Regions from separate parts of the Homo sapiens genome. Here region 2 is linked to region 1. The links are chromatin loops, found by intact Hi-C in ENCODE. Cell type or tissue: breast epithelium. All regions are shown on one strand. Links, peaks and the distances in the headings refer to the core of each region. The heading gives the core; the rest is flanking DNA.

Region 1 (8,719 bases), core at 512-8,511:
TTTTTTTTTTGAGACAGAGTCTCACTCTCTCACTAAGCTGGAGTGCAGTGGTGCATCTCGGCTCACTGCAACCTCCACCTCCTGGGTTCAAGCAATTCTCCTGCCTCAGCCACCCGAGTAGCTGGGACTATAAGTGCGCCACCATGCCCAGCTAGTTTTTGTATTTTTAGTAGGGATGGGGTTTCCCCATGTTGGCCAGGATGGTCTTAATCTCTTGACCTCATGATCCCCCTGCCTCAGCCTCCCAAAGTGCTGGGATTACAGGCATGAGCCACCGTGCCTGGCCCATTTCCTGACTTTTTAATAATTGCCATTCTGACTGGTGTGAGATGGTATTTCATTGCGGTTTTGATTTGCATTTTTCTAATCAGTGATGTTGAGCTTTTTTTCATATGTTTGTTGGCTACGTAAATTGTCTTCTTTTGAAAGGTGTCTGTTCATATCCTTTGCCCACTTTTTGATGGGGTTTTTCTTGTAAATTTGTTTAAGTTCCTTGTAGATTCCGGATATTAGACCTTTGTCAGATGGGTAGATTGCAATAACTTTCTCCCATTCTGTAGGCTGCCTGTTCACTCTAATGATAGTTTCTTTTGCTGTGCAGAAGCTCTTTAATTAGATCTCATTTGTCAATTTAGGCTTTTGTTGCAATTGCCTTTGGCATTTTTGTCATGAAGTCTTTGCCCATGCCTATGTCCTGGGTGGTATTGCCTAGGTTTTCTTCTAGGGTTTTTATGATTTTGGGTTTTACATGTAAGTCTTTAATCCATCTTGAGTTAATTTACGTATAAGGTGTAAGGAAGGGGTCCAGTTTTGGTTTTCTGCATATGGCTCACCAGTTTTCCCAACACCATTTACTGAATAGGAGATCCTTTCCCCATTGCTTGTTTTTATCAGGTTTGTCGAAGATGAGGTAGTTGTATATGTGTAGGGTTATTTCTGAGGCCTCTGTTCTGTTCCATTGGTCCATATGTCTGTTTTGGTACCAGTACCATGCTATTTTGGTTACTGTAGCCTTGTGGTATAGTTTGAAGTCAGCTAGCGTGATGCCTCCAGCTTTGTTCTTTTTGCTTACGATTGTCTTGTCTATGTGGGCTCTTTTTTGGTTCCATATGAAATTTAAAATAGTTTTTTCTAATTCTGTGAAGAATGTCAATGGTAGTTTGATGGAAATAGCATTGAATCTATAAATAACTTTGGGCAGTATGGTCATTTTCACACTATTGATTCTTCCTATCCATAAGCATGGAATGTTTTTCCATTTGTTTGTGTCCCCTCTTATTTCCTTGAGGAGTGGCTTGTAGTTCTCCTTGAAAAGGTCCTTCACATCCCTTGTTAGCTGTGTTCCTAGGTATTTTATTCTCTTTGTAGCAATTGTGTATTGGAGTTCATTCATGATTTGGCTCTCTGCTTGTCTGTTGTTGGTGCATAGCAATGCTTGTGATTTTTGCATGTTGATTTTGTATCCTGAGACTTTGCTGAACTTGCTTATCAGCTTAAGGAGTTTGTGGACTGAGACAATGGGGTTTTCTAAATATAGAATCATGTCAGCTGCAAACAGAGACAATTTGATTTCCTCTCTTCCCATTTGAATACCTTTATTTCTTTATCTTTCCTGATTGCCCTAGCCAGAACTTCTAATACTATGTTGAATAGAAGTGGTGAGAGAGGGTATCCTCGTCTTGTGCCAGGTTCCAAAGGAAATGCTTCCAGCTTTTGCCATTCAGTATGATATTGGCTGTGGGTTTGTCATAAATAGTTCTTATTATTTTGAGATATGTTCCATCAATACCTACTTTATTGAGAGTTTTTAACATGAAGGGATTTGAATTTTATTGAAGGCCTTTTCTGCATCTGTTGAGATAATCATGTGGTTTTGTCATTGGTTCTGTTTATCTGATGGATTATGTTTATTGATTTGCATATGTTGAACCAGTCTTACATGCCAGGGATGAAGCCGACTTGATTGTGGTGGATAAGCTTTTTTGATGTGCTGCTGGATTTGGTTTGCCAGCATTTTATTAAGGATTTTCACATTGATGTTCATCAGAGATATTGACCTGAAGTTTTCTTTTTGTTGTTGTTGTTGTTGTTGTGCCTCTGCCAGGTTTTGGTATCAGGATGATGCTGGCCTCATAAAATGAGTTAGGGAGGTGTCCCACCTTTTCAACTCTTTGGAGTAGTTTCAGAAGGAATGGTACCAGCTTCTCTTTGTATCTCTGGTGGAATTCGGCTGTGAATCTATCTGGTCCTGGGCTTTTTTTGGTTGGCAGGCTATTAATTACTGCTTCAATTTCAGAACTAATTTTTGGTCTATTCAGGGATTTTAATTCTTCCTAGTTTAGTCTTGGGAGAGTGTATGTGTCCAAGAATTTACCCTTTTCTTTTAGATTTTCTAGTTTATTTACATAGAGGTGTTTATTCTCTGATCGTAGTTTGTATTTCTGTGGGGTCAGTGGTGATATCCCCTTTATCATTTTTTATTGTATCCATTTGATTTCTCTCTCTTTTCTTCATTAGTCTAGCTAGCGGTCTATTTTGTTAATTTTTTCAAAAAAATCAGCTCCCGGATTCATTCATTTTTTGAAGGGTTTTTTGTGTCTCTGTCTCCTTCATTTCTGCTCTGATATTAGTTATTTCTTGTCTTCCGCTAGCTTTTGGATTTGTTTGCTCTTGCTTCTCTAGCTCTTTTAATTGTGATGTTAGGGTGTTGATTTGAGATCTTTCTAGCTTTCTGATGTGGGCATTTAGTGCTATAAATTTACCTCTTAACACTGCTTTAGCTGTGTCCCAGAGATTCTGGTATGTTGTCTCTTTGTTCTCATTGGTTTCAAAGAACTTCTTGATTTCTGCCTCAATTTCATTATTTACCCAGGAGTTATTCAGGAGCAGATTGTTCAATTTCCATGTAGTTCAATTTCCATGGTTTTGAGTGAGTTTCTCAACCCTGAGTTCTAATTTGATTGCACTGTGGTCTGAGAGACAGTTTGTTATGATTTCAGTTCTTTTGCATTTGCCAAGGAGTGTTTTACTTCCAATTCTGTGGTTGATTTTAGAATAAGTGCCATGTGGCACTGAGAAGAATGTATATTCTGTTGATTTAGGGTGGAGAGTTCTGTAGATGTCTATTAGTTCCACTTGATCCAGAGCTGAGTTCAGGTCCTGAATATGCTTGTTAATTTTCTGTCTTGTTGATCTAATATTGACAGTGGGGTGTTAAAGTCTCCCACTATTATTGTGTGGGAGTCCAAGTCTCTTTGTAAGTCTCTAAGAATTTGCTTTATGAATCTGGGTGCTCCTGTCTTGGGTGCATATATATTTAGGATAGCTAGCTCTTCTTGTTGAATTGATCCCTTTACCATTATGTAATGCCCTTATTTGTCTTTTTTGATCTTTATTAAAGTCCGTTTTGTCAGAGACTAGTATTTCAACCCCTGCTTTTTTTTTGTTTGTTTTCCATTTGCTTGGTAATTTTTCCTCCACCCCTTTATTTTGAGCCTATGTGAGATGAGCCCCCTAAATGTAGCACACCAGTGAGTCCTGACTCTTTATCCAATTTGCCAGTCTGTGTCTTTTAATTGGGGCATTTAGCCCATTTACATTTAAGGTTAATATTGTTATGTGTGAATTTGAGCCTGTCATCATGATGCTATCTGGTTATTTTGCGTACTATGCAAAATAGTTGATGCAGTTTCTTCATAGTGCCATTAGTCTTTATATATTTGGAGTGTTTTTGCAGTGGCTGGTACCAGTTGTTCCTTTCCATATTTAGTGCTTCCTTCAGGAGCTCTTGCAAGGCAGGCCTGGTGGTGACAAAATCCCTCAGCATTTGCTTGTCTGGAAAGAATTTTATTTCTCCTTTTTTTATGGAGCTTAGTTTAGCTGGATATGAAGGTCTGGACTGAAAATTCTTTTCTTTAAGAATGTTGAATATTGGCCCCCACTGTTTTCTGGCTTGAAGGGTTTCGGCGGAGAGGTCCACTGTTAGTCTGATGGGCTTCCTTTTGTAGGTGACCTGGCCTTTCTCTCTGGCTGCCCTTAACATTTTTTCCTTCATTTCAACCTTGGAGAATCTGATGATTATGTGTCTTGGGGTTGATCTTCTCATGGAGTATCTTAGTGGTGTTCTCTGTATTTCCTGAATTTGAATGTTGGTCTGCCTTGCTAGGTCAGGGAAGTTCTCCTGGATAACATCCTGATCCTGAAGTGTGTTTTCCAACTTGGTTTCATTCTCCCTGCCTCTTTAGGTACTCCAATCAATCATAGCTTTGTTCTTTTTACATAGTCCCATATTTCTCAGAGGTTTTGTTTGTTCCTTTTCATTCTTTTTTTCTCTAATCTTCTCTGCATGCCTTATTTCAGCAAGATGGTCTTCAGACTCTGATATCCTTTCTTCCACTTGATAGATTCAGCTATTGATCCTTGTGCATGCTTCATGAAGCGTTCATGCTGTGTTTTTCAGCTCCATCAGGTCATCTATGTTCCTTTCTAAACTAGTTATTCTAGTTAGCAGCTCCTGTAACCTTTTATGAAGATTCTTAGCTTCTTTAGATTCGGTTTGAACATGCTCCTTTAGCTCAGCAGAGTTTGTTATTACCCACCTTCCAAAGCCTACTTCTGTCAATTCATCCATCTTGTCCTCCATCCAGTTCTGTGCCTTTGCTGGACAGGCATTGCGATCATGTATAGGGGAAGAGGCACTCTAGCCTTTTGAGTTTTCAGTGTTTTTTCGTTTATTCTTTCTCATCTTCATGAGTTTGTCTAATATTGATCTTTGAGGCTGTTGACCCTTAGATGGGGTTTTTGTGGGGACTTTTTTGTTGTTGTTGATGCTGTTGTTGTTGCTTTCTGTTTTTCTTGCAATGATCAGGTCCTTCTTCTGCAGGGCTGCTGCAGTTTGCTGGGGATTTGCTTCAGGCCCTATTCATCTGGTTTGCTCCCACACCTGGAGATGTCACTCGAGGAGGCTGGAGAACAGCAAAGATAGGTGCCTGCTCCTTCCTCTGGGATCTCTGACCTTGAGGGGCACCGAACTGATGCCAGTAGGAACGCTCCTGTATAGGGTGTCTGATAACCCCTATTGGAGGGTATCACCCAGTTGGGTGGCACAGGGAGCAGGACCCATTTAACGAACCACTTTGTCCCTTGGTCTTTGGCTCATTTCTATTTGAATTCCCCACACCTAGTGAAATGTCAGGACACTTAGGTGTTGAATAGATAACTTCTTACTTAGCAAATGAAACATAGAAGGAAGTTTAAAAACAAACAAGTATTCCTTTTTTAAGTTTTAAGTTCAGTGGTACATATGCAGGTTTGTTACATAGGTAAACTTGTGTCATGAGGGTTTGTTGTACAGATTATTTCATCACCCATGTATTAAGCCTAGTACCCGTAGTTATTTTTCCTGATTCTCTCCCTCCTTCCACCCTCCACCCTCCAATAGGCCCCAGTGTGTTTTATTCCCCTCTCTGTGTCTGTGTGTTCTCATCATTTAGCTCCCACTTATATGTGAGAACATGTGATATTTGGCTTTCTGTTCCTGCATTAATTTACTAAAGATAATGGCCTCCAGCTCCATCCATAGTTCCTGCAAAAGACATGATCTCACTCTTTTTTAGGGCTACATAGTATTCTATGGTATATATGTACCATGTTTTCTTTATCCACTCTATCATTGATGAGCATTTAGGTTGATTCCACGTCTTTGCTGTTGTGAATAGTGCTGCAGTGAACATACATGTGCATGTGTCTTTATAATAGAATGATTTACATTCCTTTGGGTATATACCCAGTAATGGGATTGCTGGGTCAATGGTACTTCTGTCTTTAGGTCTTTGAGGAAACGTCACACTGTCTTCCACAATGGTTGAATTAATTTATACTCCCACTAACAGTGTGTAATTGTTCCTTTTTCTCCACAACCTCTCCAGCACCTGTTACTTTTTGACTTTTTAATAGCAGCCATTCTGACTGGTGTGAGATGGTATCTCATTGTGGTTTTGATTTGCATTTCTCTATTGATCAGTTATGTTGAGCTTTTTTTCATATGCTTATTGGCCACATGTATGTCTTCTTTTGAAAAGTATCTGTTCATATATTTTGCCCACTTTTTAATGGAGTTGTTTTAAAAACAAATAAATATTCTTTAAAAACACTGTTGTCATAATGGTGACCATTTATTGAGCACCTATATGTGTCAGGCATTTTACGTAGATGTTTTCCTAATCCTCATAACATCAAAAGGTTGGTATTCTCTCTACTTCATAAACAAGGACACTGAGACTTAAGGAGGTTAAATAACTACTCCCTTAGGCAGGATGCAGTGGAGCTTGGCAGAGCCTGGGATGTGAGACACTAAATCTGCCTTTTCAGCTATGTTACCTCCCAATAGCTGGTTGGGTGACTAAGATGTCAAAACCCCAAAAAAGAAAAGATGCTGGTATTTTTTATTTACTTGAAGAATAATTAATAACTCATGACAGAACCATTTTCCTACCTGTAAACTAGTTTCACAGATGACGGTATATTCAATTTCACGCTTAAGCAGACAGCTTAGCTCTCCAATTATGTCCCCAGTAGTACAGAACTCTGTAAACATGTCTCTGGACCCTCTATCACACCTTTGATTACTCTCTATTCCAAAGGTAGGAGATAAACTATGCAACTGCAAAGGGAAAAAAAGTGTGCAAAGGGAAAGAAAAAATGAAAAACCCTTTGATCAAATCATAGGAGCTCCCACTATTTCTTACAACTTTCCAATGGAAGGGAAAGATCTCCTGTCAGGTGTGAAAGAAGAATTAGGCTTAAGAAAAAAAAATCATGATTTCTTTAACATTTCAACTCCCCAAGGCAAGGATTTTTTTCTAATCTTTAGTTTTACAGATGACCCCTATTTACAACTTTCTACTTATACCTGTCTTATACAAAAATCCCACCAGGGCTGGGCGCAGTGGCTCACGCCTGTAATCCCAGCACTTTGGGAGGCCAAGGCGGGCGGATCACAAGATCAAGAGTTCGGGACCAGCCTGGCCAACATGGTGAAACCCCGTCTCTGCTAAAAAAAAATACAAAAATTAGTCGAGCATGGTGACGCATACTTGTAGTCCCAGCTACTCAGGAGACTGAGGCAGGAGGATCATTTGAACCCAGGAGGCAGAGGTTGCAGTGAGCCAAGATCGTGCCACTGCACTCCAGCTGGGCGACAAAGTGAGACTCCATCTCAAAGAAAAAAAAAAAAAACCCACCAAAACTGGAAATTATAGTATGCAACTAATGCAATCACTCATTGAGTCCATTAGATATTCTTACCGCAATGGGCTAATGCATCAGGTGGAAATAACTTTTGATTGCATGGGCACATAAATCAGATATTATGAATTAATATGCCTCCAAACCAAGCCATGATGTTAATGAAAGCCTTGTCTCTTTTTAAAATGCTTTAGAAAAATTACCATGCAATATCAACAGGAAAAGGTTTTAGGATGAACATAGGATGGTTGAGTTACTTCAAGAAAATAACTGGTAGGCATAGCTGGAGAAAGAACCGCGGTATCAGATTTTAGGGGGAAGCTGAAAGAATTGGGATTAGAAAGATTACAGAATTTTTCAGAAAGTTTAGCTGTAAACATCAAAGAGGAAGGTTCTTGTTCAAGACACAGGAAACAGGAAGCAAAAGGTCATTCTCTCCCAGCAATTAGCATTCAGACTTTTAAAGGCATTCATGCTTCCAGAAGAGTTTGAATTTGTTTTTAATGGCTGTAATTTTGAATGCAATTCAAAGGATCTTTGAGCAATGAAGAATGCCTCTGCTTTTTGCAAACAAAGAAAAGATGATGGCATTTGAGGTAGGCAGCATTCTAAAGGAGGCCCCCCCAAGATTCCTGTCTGTTGTTCAACCAAATACTAATCTAGGGACTGCAGTGAAGGGACTTTGTAGTGGAATTAAGGTTGCTAATTGGCTGACCTTAAAAAGATGATTTTTGGAGTTAAGGCTACTAATCAGCTGACCTTAAAAAGATCTACAAAGTCCCTTCACAGCTGTACCAGATTAGTATTTGATTAAACAACAGACGGGAATATTGCGGGGACTGTAATCACATGAGCCCTCGCAAGTAGAAGGGAGTCCATCAGAGAGAGATGTGTGAAGGATTCCATATGCCTTTGCTTGCTCTGAGATGTGAGGACCTGCATGCAAGGACAAAAGAGAAGCTCTAGGAGCTCAAGGTGGGCTCCAGCTGACAGCCTTGAAGAAGCAAGGACTTCTGTTCAATAGCCGTAAAGAATAACTAGATCTGCCAACAACCTCAAAGAGCCTGGAAACAGATTGTGCCCTTAGAGCTTCCAGAAGGTAACATAGCACTACTGACATCTAGATTTCAGCTTCTTGAGACCCAAGCAGTGAAATCAGCAGAACCCATTGGATTTCTGACCTACACAGCCATGAGATAATATATTTAAGCACTAAATTTGTGGTAATTTGTTATGGTATCAAAAAAGTACTAATATAACCTCTTCAGACCAGACATTATTGGACTATAGTTTAAGAAGGTTTAGCTAGTCCAGTCATGGCAGGAAAATCCCCAAAGAAACATGTTACAGCAAGTTGCAGCTTTTAAGTATCGGACTTGCCGTATTTCATAAATACTGGCAGCAGTGTGTTTGTCCTAGAATTCTAATGGGAGTATAGTATAATGGCTAAGCACATGGATACTGGAGACAGACT
Region 2 (8,719 bases), core at 364-8,363, 52 kb before region 1:
AAGTTTAAAAAAATTAAAAAAAAAAAAATAAGCCAACAGAGAATAGGAGAAACTAATAAAAATAAAATTCAAAATTAATGAACTAGAAAGCATGGCAAAACAAAATTGCATAGACCTGGTAAATAAAGCAATTGTTTTATTTTGTTTTTGTTTTTAGAATACAACATACAAACCATTAATAAGTGTGAACAAGAAAAAAAGAGAAAGAAAATGCAAATATCTACAACAAGGAAAGAAAAATAATTCAGCATTAAGAGATTTTTAAAATTCTAAAATTCCAAATACCCACCAGTAAATTAGAAAATCTACATGAAATAGACAAATTTTTAGCAAAATGCAGATTACTAATATTAGCTCATGAAGAGAGGAAATTATCCCAATAATCAAAGAAAAACTTGAAAATGCAGCAAAAGCTCTAACTTCAAAAAAAGCACCAGTTCCAGTTTGTTTTATCAGTAAGTTCTAATACATCATAAAGAACAGATAATTCCTGGATTATTTAAACATTCGGCCAGTACAAACTATGAAAAACTTCCCAATACACTTCACTGACAAATTTAATTCTGATACTAAAGTATACTAAATACTAAACAATAGTAAAAATAAAATACATATTGGGTTATTCTTAAAATCCAAAGTCAAATATTAGCAAGTCTAATTAAGAATGCTTTTGACAGCAAGTAACAGAAACCCTGACTCCAATTATCTTTAAAAATGAGGGTATTTCTGAACTCAACAGAAATCTAGAAGTAGGATAAGTTTTAGGATGGGTTGTGGTTTAATTACGTTATTAAGAACCCAGGGGAGGGGGGCCAAGTTGGCCAATTAGAAGCAGCAGCTGTCTGTGGCACTCAGGGAGAGGAAGAAAGGAGCAAGTGAATATAGCACCTTCAACTGAAATATCCAGGCACTCACACTGGGACTGATCACAGAAACAACTCGACCCATGGAGAAGAGAGAAAAGCAAGGTGGGGCAATAGCCCACCTGGGAGCAACATGAAGCCAAGAGAACTCCCACCCCCAGCCAAGGGAAGCAGTGAGTGAGTGTGCAACCCCAGGAAACCACGCTTCTCCCACGGATCTTTGCAACCCACAGATCAGGAGATCAGTGCACCCACACCACCTTGTGCACCCACATCACCAGGGTCTTGGGTCCCACACACAGAGGTGTGTTGAGTCTCAGCAGAGCAGCTGCTCAGGCATGCATAGAGATCCAGGAACTTTACATATTCCGGCCCCAGGATCCCCAACAGAGGTGTCTGTAACTCAGGCAAGGTGGGAGGTCTGTACATACCCCTAGGAAGGGGGCTGAATCCAGGGAGCCAAGCAGCATCAATCTGTGGGTCCCACTTCCACAACACCTCACAAAATAAGACCTACTGGCTTGGAATATAGCCTACCTGTGATGGGACAGAGTCCCCAGTGGGAGGGGTGGGCTGCCATCTCTACTGTTTGGTTGACTCAGCCATTTCAGTCTATGGGCTTCGGAGAATCCATATGGTTCAAACAAGGAAGGGTCTTCCCAGAACACTACAGCGGCATTGCCTGAACGTGGCCAGGTTGCTTCTTTAAGTGGGGCCCCAATCCATTCCTCTTCACTGGGAGGGACCTCCCAACCGGGGCCTCCAGCCATCTCTGCCTGTATTCCACAAACGGATCCTGATCTCTTTCTGGAATAGCATGCCCGAGGGGAGGCGAGGAGGGAAGGAGGAGGGGAGGGGAGGAGGGGAGGAAAGGAGGGCCACCAAGCTGGCTGTTTGAATGACTCAGCCATTCCAACCAGTGGGCTTTAGAGAGTCCAAGCCAACAAGGGCAGAAGCAGTTTCCCAGCACAACAAGGCTGTTCTATTGAGGCATGGCCAGATGGCTTCTTTAAGTGGGACCCTGATCCACTTTTCCTTGACGGGTAGATCATGCCAGCTGGGGTATCCAGCCACCCCCGCCCATGTTCTGTGGCCAACAGACTTCTAATTTTTCCCTGGGACAGAGTGCCCAGAGGGGAAGGCGGGCCACCAACTTGGCTGTTGGGCACCTCAGCCAGTTCAGCCTGTGGGCCTCGGAGAGCCCAAACCAACAAGGGGCTGATGGGATCCCCAACACAGCACAACTGCTCTATCAAAAACAGCCCAACTGCTTCTTTAAGTGGATCCCTGATCCCGTTCCTCCTGACTAGGTGAGATGTCCCAACTGGGGTCTCCAGCCACCCCCTACATACTGTGTGCTCATGCTGGCAACAGGACAGTACCGCCCTGGGATGGAGCTTCCAGGGGAAGGGGCAGGCTGCCATCTTTGCTGTTTCATAGCATTCACTGCTGATACCTCCAAGTACAGGAAAAACTGAGGCAACCAGGGTGTAGAGTGGACCCCCAGCTAACTGCAGCATCTGTAAGGAAGAGTAAACAGACTGCTAAAAGAAAAAGATGAAAAAACAAAACAATCCATGAAAGCGCCATCCAAAGGTCAGCAACCTCAAAGATCGAAGATAGATAAGCCCACAAAAATGAGAAAGAATCAACGCAAAAATCTTGAAAATTCAAAAACCCAGAGAGCCCCTTTTCCTCCAAATGATCACAACACCTCTCCAGCAAGGGCTCAGAACTAGGCTGAGCCCAAGATGACAGAAGTAAGCTTCAGAATGTGGACAAAAGCCAATTTTGCTGAGCTAAAGGTGTATGTCCTAACCAAAGGCAAAGAAGCTAAGAATCATGATAAAACAATGCAGGAGCTGACAGCCAAAACAGCCAGTATAGAAAGGACCATAACCGACCTCACAGAGCTGAAAAACATACTACAAGTACTCGCAATGTAATCCCAAGTATTAATAGCAGAATAGACCAAGCAGAGCAAAGAATCCCAGAGCTTGCAGACTATCTCTCTGAAATAGGACAGGTAGACAGGAATAGAGAAAAAAGAATGAAAATGAATGAATAAAACCTCTGAGAAATATGGGTTTATGTAAAAGGACCAAACCTACAACTGATTGGGGTACCTGAAAGAGACAGGAAGAATAGAACCAAGTTGGAAAACATACTTCAGGATATCATCCAGGAGAATGACCCCAACCTAGCAAGATAGGCCAACATTCAAATTCAGGAACAAGAGAACCCCAGTAAGATAACTATTCAAGAAAATCATCCCTAAGATATGTATCAGCAGATTCTCCAAAGTCAAAATGAAAGAAAAAATGTTGGCTGGGCACAGTGGCTCATGCCTGTAATCCCAGCACTTTGGGAGGCCAAGGTGGGTGGATTACTTGAGGTCAGGAGTTCAAGACCAGCCTGGCCAACGTGGTGAAACCCTGTCTCTACTAAAAATACAAAAATTAGCCAGGTGTGGTGGCACATACCTTTAGTCCCAGCTACTCAGGCTACTCAAGAGGCTGAGGCAGGAGATTTGCTTGAACCCAGGAGACAGAGGTTGCATTGAGCTGAGATCGTGCCACTGCACTCCAGCCTGGGTGACACAGTGAAACTCCATCTGAAAAAAAAAAGAAAAAAGAAAAAAATGTTAAGGACAGCCAGAAAGAAAGACCAGGTCACCTACAAAGGGAAGGCCATCGGACAAGCATTGGGCCTCTGAGTGGAAACCCTACAAGCCAGAAAAGATTGGGGGCCAGTATTCAATATTCCTAAAGAAAAGAATTTCCAACCCAGAATTTCATATGCAAACTAAGTTTCATAAGCAAAGGAGAAATAAGATCCTTTTCAGACAAACAAATGCTGAGGAAATTCATCACTACCAGACCTGCCTTACAAGAGCTCCTGAAGGAAGCACTAAATATAGAAAGGAAAAACCATTACCACTACAAAAACACACTGACATACCAATGATACAATGAAGTATCCACATAAACCTGCAAAATAACCAGCCAGCATCATGATGACAGGATCAAATCCACACATAAAAATGCTAATCTTAAATGAAAATGTGCTAAATGCCTCCCAAAAAAAGATACAGAATAACAAGCTAGATAAAGAGCCAAGACCCATTAGTATGCTATCTTCAAGAGACGCATCTCACGTGCAAAGACACACATAGGCTCAAAATAAAGGGATAGAGGAAAATTTACCAAGCAAATGGAAAACAGAAAAAAACAGGTGCAATCCTAGTTTATAACAAAACAGACTTTAAATCAACAAAAATCAAAAAAGATAAAGAAGGCCACTACATAACAGTAAAGGGTTCATTTCAACAAGAAGAGCTAACTAACCTAAGTATATATACACCCAATACAGGAGCACCCAGAAAAAGAAAGTACTTAGAGACCTTCAAAGAGACTTAGACTCACACACAATAATGGTGGGAGACTTTATCACCCCACTGACAATATTAGGCAGATCATTGAGACAGAAAATTATCAAAGACATTCAAGACCTCAACTCAGCTCTGGATCAAGTGGGCCTGATAGCTATATACAGAACTCTCCACTCCAAAACAACAGAATATACATTCTTCTCATCGCCACAGCACTTACTCTAAAATTGATCACATAATTGGAAGTAAAACACTCCTTGGCAAATGCAAAAGAACTGAAAACATACCAAAGAGTCTCTCAGACCAAGGTGTAATCAAATTAGAACACAAGATTAAGAAATTCACTCAAAACCATATAACTACATGGAAAATGAACAATCTGCTCCCGAATGACTTTTGGTTAAATAATGAAATTAAGGCAGAAATCAAGAAGTTCTTTGAAACCAATGAGAACAAAACTACAATGTCCAGAATCTCCAGAATGCAGCTAAAGCACTGTTAAGAGGGAAATTTATAGCACTAAATGTCCACATCAAAAAGCTAAAAAGATCTCAAGTTAACAACCTAACATCACAACTAAACAAACTAGAGAAAAAAGAGCAAACCAACCCAAAGTTAGCAGGAGACAAAAAATAACCAAAATCAGAGTAGAACTGAAGAAGACAGAGACATGAAAAACCCTTCAAAGAATCAATGAATCCAGGAGCTGGTTTTTTGAAAAAAATTAATAAAATAGATAGACTGCTAGCTAGACTAATAAAGAATAAAAGAGAAAAGATTCAAATAAACACAATCAGAAGTGATAAGGGTGATATCACCACTGACCCCACAGAAATACAAACAACTATCAGAGAATACTACAAACACCACTATGTACATAAACTAGAAAAATCTAGAAGAAAAGGATAAATTCCTGGACACATACACCCTCCCAACACTGAACCAGGAAGAAACTGAATCCCTGAATAGACAATAATGAGTTTGGAAATTGAAGCAGTAATAAATAGCCTACCAACTGTTGGGAAAAAGCTGAGTGTTGGGAAGAAAGCTGAGGCAGGGCTCGCATGTCTGCCACAATGTCCTCTGGAATGTGTCTAGACTTGCTGGCTCCTTGCTTCTAGCCCTCCTAGGCTCCTAGTTCGATTGTATCTTCATTATCTCAAGTAGCAGAACATGTTCCTTATAAATGCCAAACCATCACAGCTGTAGATCATGCACCTGCTCTTCTGACCTCCACATTCTCACCACCTGTTTCTCTGTTGGATTACCAATAAATAGCATGGGCTCCCAGAGCTCAGAGCCTTCACAGCCTCCATACACTAACAATGGCCTCCTGGTTCCACCTTTCTCCCTCAAACTGTCTTTTTCTCAATCCTTTGACTCTGCTGGACTTTGTCACCCCCATGACCTGGTGTTGGGTCTGATCACCCCAACACCAACAAAAAAAAAAAGCCCAGGACCAGACAGATTCACAGGTGAGTTCTACCAGAGGTACAAAGAACAGCTAATACCACTCCTACTGAAACAATTTAATATTCAAAAAGATCGAAAAGGAGGGACTCCTCCTAACTCATTGTATGAGGCCAGCATCATCCTGATATCAAAACCTGGCAGAGATACAACAAAAAAGAGAAATTTCAGGCCAATATCTTTGATGAACATCAGTGCAAAAATCCTCAACAAAATACAGGCAAACTGATTCCAGCAGCACATCAAAAAGTTTATCCACCATGATCAAGTTGGCTTCATCTTTGGGATGCAAGGCTGTTCAACATACAAAAATCAATAAATGTTAAGTTATCACATAAACAGAACTAAAGACAAAAATCACATGATTATCTCAATAGATACAGAAAAAGTCTTTGATAAAATTCAACATCCCTCATGTTAAAAACTCTCAATAAACTAAGTATTGAAGGAACATGTCTCCAAATAATAAGAGCCATCTATGACAAATGCACAGCCAATATCATACTGAATGGGCAAAAACTGGAAGCATTCTCTTTGAAAAGTGGCACAAAACAAGGCTGCCCTCTCTCACCACTCCCAGTCAACACTGGAAGTTGTGGCCAAGGCAATCTGGCAAGAGAAAGAAATAAAGCATATTCAAATAGGAAGAGAGGAAGTCAAACTATCTTTATTTGCAGGTGACATGATCCTATATCTAGAAAACCCCAATGTCTCAGTCCAAAAGCTTCTTAAGCTGATAAGCAACTTCAGCAGTCTCAAGATACAAAATCTATGTGCAAAAATCACTAGCATTCCTATACACCAACAACAGGCAAGCTGACAGCCAAATCCCATTCACAATTGCCACAAAAAGAATAAAATACCTAGGAACAAAGCTAACCAGGGAAGTGAAGGACCTCTTCAAGAACTACAAACCACCACTCAAAGAAATCAGAGAAGACACAAAAGAACAGAAAAACATTCCATGCTCATAGATAGGAAGAATCAATATCGTGAAAATGGCCATACTGACCAAAGTAATTTATAGATTCAATGCTATTTCTGTTAAACTACCATTGAGATTCTTCACAGAATTAGAAAAAAACTATTTTAAAATTCATATGGAACCCCAAAAGAGCATGAATAGACAAGGCAATTGTAAGCAACAAAAACAAAGCTGGAGGCATTATGCTCCCAAACTTCAAACTATACTACAGGACTACAGTAACCAAAACAGCATGGTACTGGTACAAGAACAGAAACATAGACCAATGGGACAGAATACAGAATCCAGATATAAGTCTGCACACCTACAACCATCTGATCTTTGACAAACCTGATGAAAGCAAGCAATGGGAAAAGGATTCCCTATTTAATAAATGGTGCTGGAGAACTGGCTAGCCATATGCAGAAAATTGAAACTGGACCCCTTCCTTATACCATATACAAAAATTAACTCAAGATAGATTAAAGACTTACATGTAAAACCCAAAACTATAAACACTTCAGAAGAAAACCTAGGAAATATCATTGAGGACACAGGCATGGGCAAAGATTTCATGACAAAGACGCCAAAAGCCAAAATTGACAAATGGGATCTAATTAAACTAAAGAGCTTCTGCACAGCAAAAGAAACTATCATTGGAGTGAACAGACAACCTACAGAATGGGAGAAAATTTTTGCAATCTATCATCTGACAAAGGTCTAATATCCAGCATCTATATGGAATTTAAACAAATTTACAAGAAAAAAACAAACAACCCCATTAAAAAGTGGGCAAAAGACAAAACAGACACTTCTCAAAAGATGACATAGATGTGGACAACAAACATGAGAAAAAGCTCAACATCAGTGTTCATTACAGAAATGCAAATCAATACAACAATGAAATACCATCTAACACCAGTCAGATGGCTATTATTAAAAAGTCAAAAACAACAGATGGCTGGGGAAGTTGTGATGAAAAAGGAACACTTTTACACTGTTGGCGGGAAAGTAAGTTAGTTCAACCACCATGGAAGACAGTGTGGCAATTCTTCAAAGACCTAGAGGCAGAAATACCATTCAACCCAGCAATCCCATTACTGGGTATATACCCAAAGGAATAAAAATCATTCTATTATAAAGATACATGCATGCATATATTCATTGCAGCACTATTCACAACAGCAAAGGCCTGGAACCAACCTAAATGCCCATCAATGATAGACTGGACAAAGAAAATGTGGTATATATACACCATGGAATACTATATAGCCATAAAAAGGAATGAGATCTTGTCCTTTTTAGGGACATGGATGGAGCTGGGGGCCATTATTCTTAGCAAACTAATGCAGAAACAGAAAACCAAATACCACATGTTTTTACTTACATGTGGGAGCTGAATGATGAGAACATATGGACACGTTGTGGGAAGCAATACACACTGGGGCCTGTCAGAGGACAGGGCATGGGAAGAGGGAGAGCATCAGGAAGAATAGCTAATGAATGATGGGCTTCATACCTGGGTGATGGGATGATCTGTGCAGTAAACCAACATGGCACACATTTACCTATGTAACAAACATGCACATGCTGCACATGTACCCCTGAACTTAAAATGAAAGTTGGAAATTAAAAAAAGAATCCATCCTTTCCATCTTCCTGGTCTGTCATTCTTTGTGTTATTTCATTCCTGGTTAGGTAGCAACATGATTGCAATATTTCCAAGCATCCAGACATGATTTCCAGAAAAAGATGAAACACTAACTCTTTTAGATTTCTACTCAGGAGCCAAAGACACTTTTCGCAGAAGTTCACCTAGCAAGCGTCATTGCTTACTAGCAAGAGTTGGATTACATGCTCATAACTGAACCAACCCTAATCACCAGAATGGAGTTGTTTTAGACCAGCTCATCAGCATCTCCTGGAGGACTTGTTAAAATATACATTGCTGGACCTCATCCCCAGGGTTTCTGACTCAGTAGGTCTGGTATGGGTCTTGATACTCTGCATTTCTAATAAATTCCCCAGTTA

Evidence for each region. Hi-C counts contacts between places; a loop is a spot of excess contacts. Peaks named below come from ENCODE experiments on the same cell type or tissue, not always from the same donor. Only the 100,000 strongest peaks of a DNase experiment are listed, where the experiment ranks them.
Region 2: it touches region 1 in a loop (23-fold over the local background); 3 of 110 quality-filtered maps call a loop at or near these places.

What each region holds. Positions count from the first base shown.
Region 1 is chr1:173,511,044-173,519,762 of GRCh38, forward strand. It overlaps SLC9C2 (solute carrier family 9 member C2 (putative)), which reads right to left. Exons shown (of 28, transcript NM_178527.4): 23 at 6,494-6,661. Among named protein-coding and RNA genes, the nearest start is that of PRDX6, 38 kb to the left of the region's middle. In breast epithelium, for the core only: no CTCF peak of the experiment used is centred there; no DNase peak of the experiment used is centred there.
Region 2 is chr1:173,458,978-173,467,696 of GRCh38, forward strand. It overlaps PRDX6-AS1 (PRDX6 antisense RNA 1), which reads right to left and starts at 2,385. Exons shown (of 2, transcript NR_125960.1): 1 at 1,401-2,385. It overlaps LOC100506023 (a long non-coding RNA gene), which reads right to left. Exons shown (of 3, transcript NR_037845.1): 2 at 3,347-3,477. RefSeq lists an enhancer at 1,115-1,614. In breast epithelium, for the core only: no CTCF peak of the experiment used is centred there; no DNase peak of the experiment used is centred there.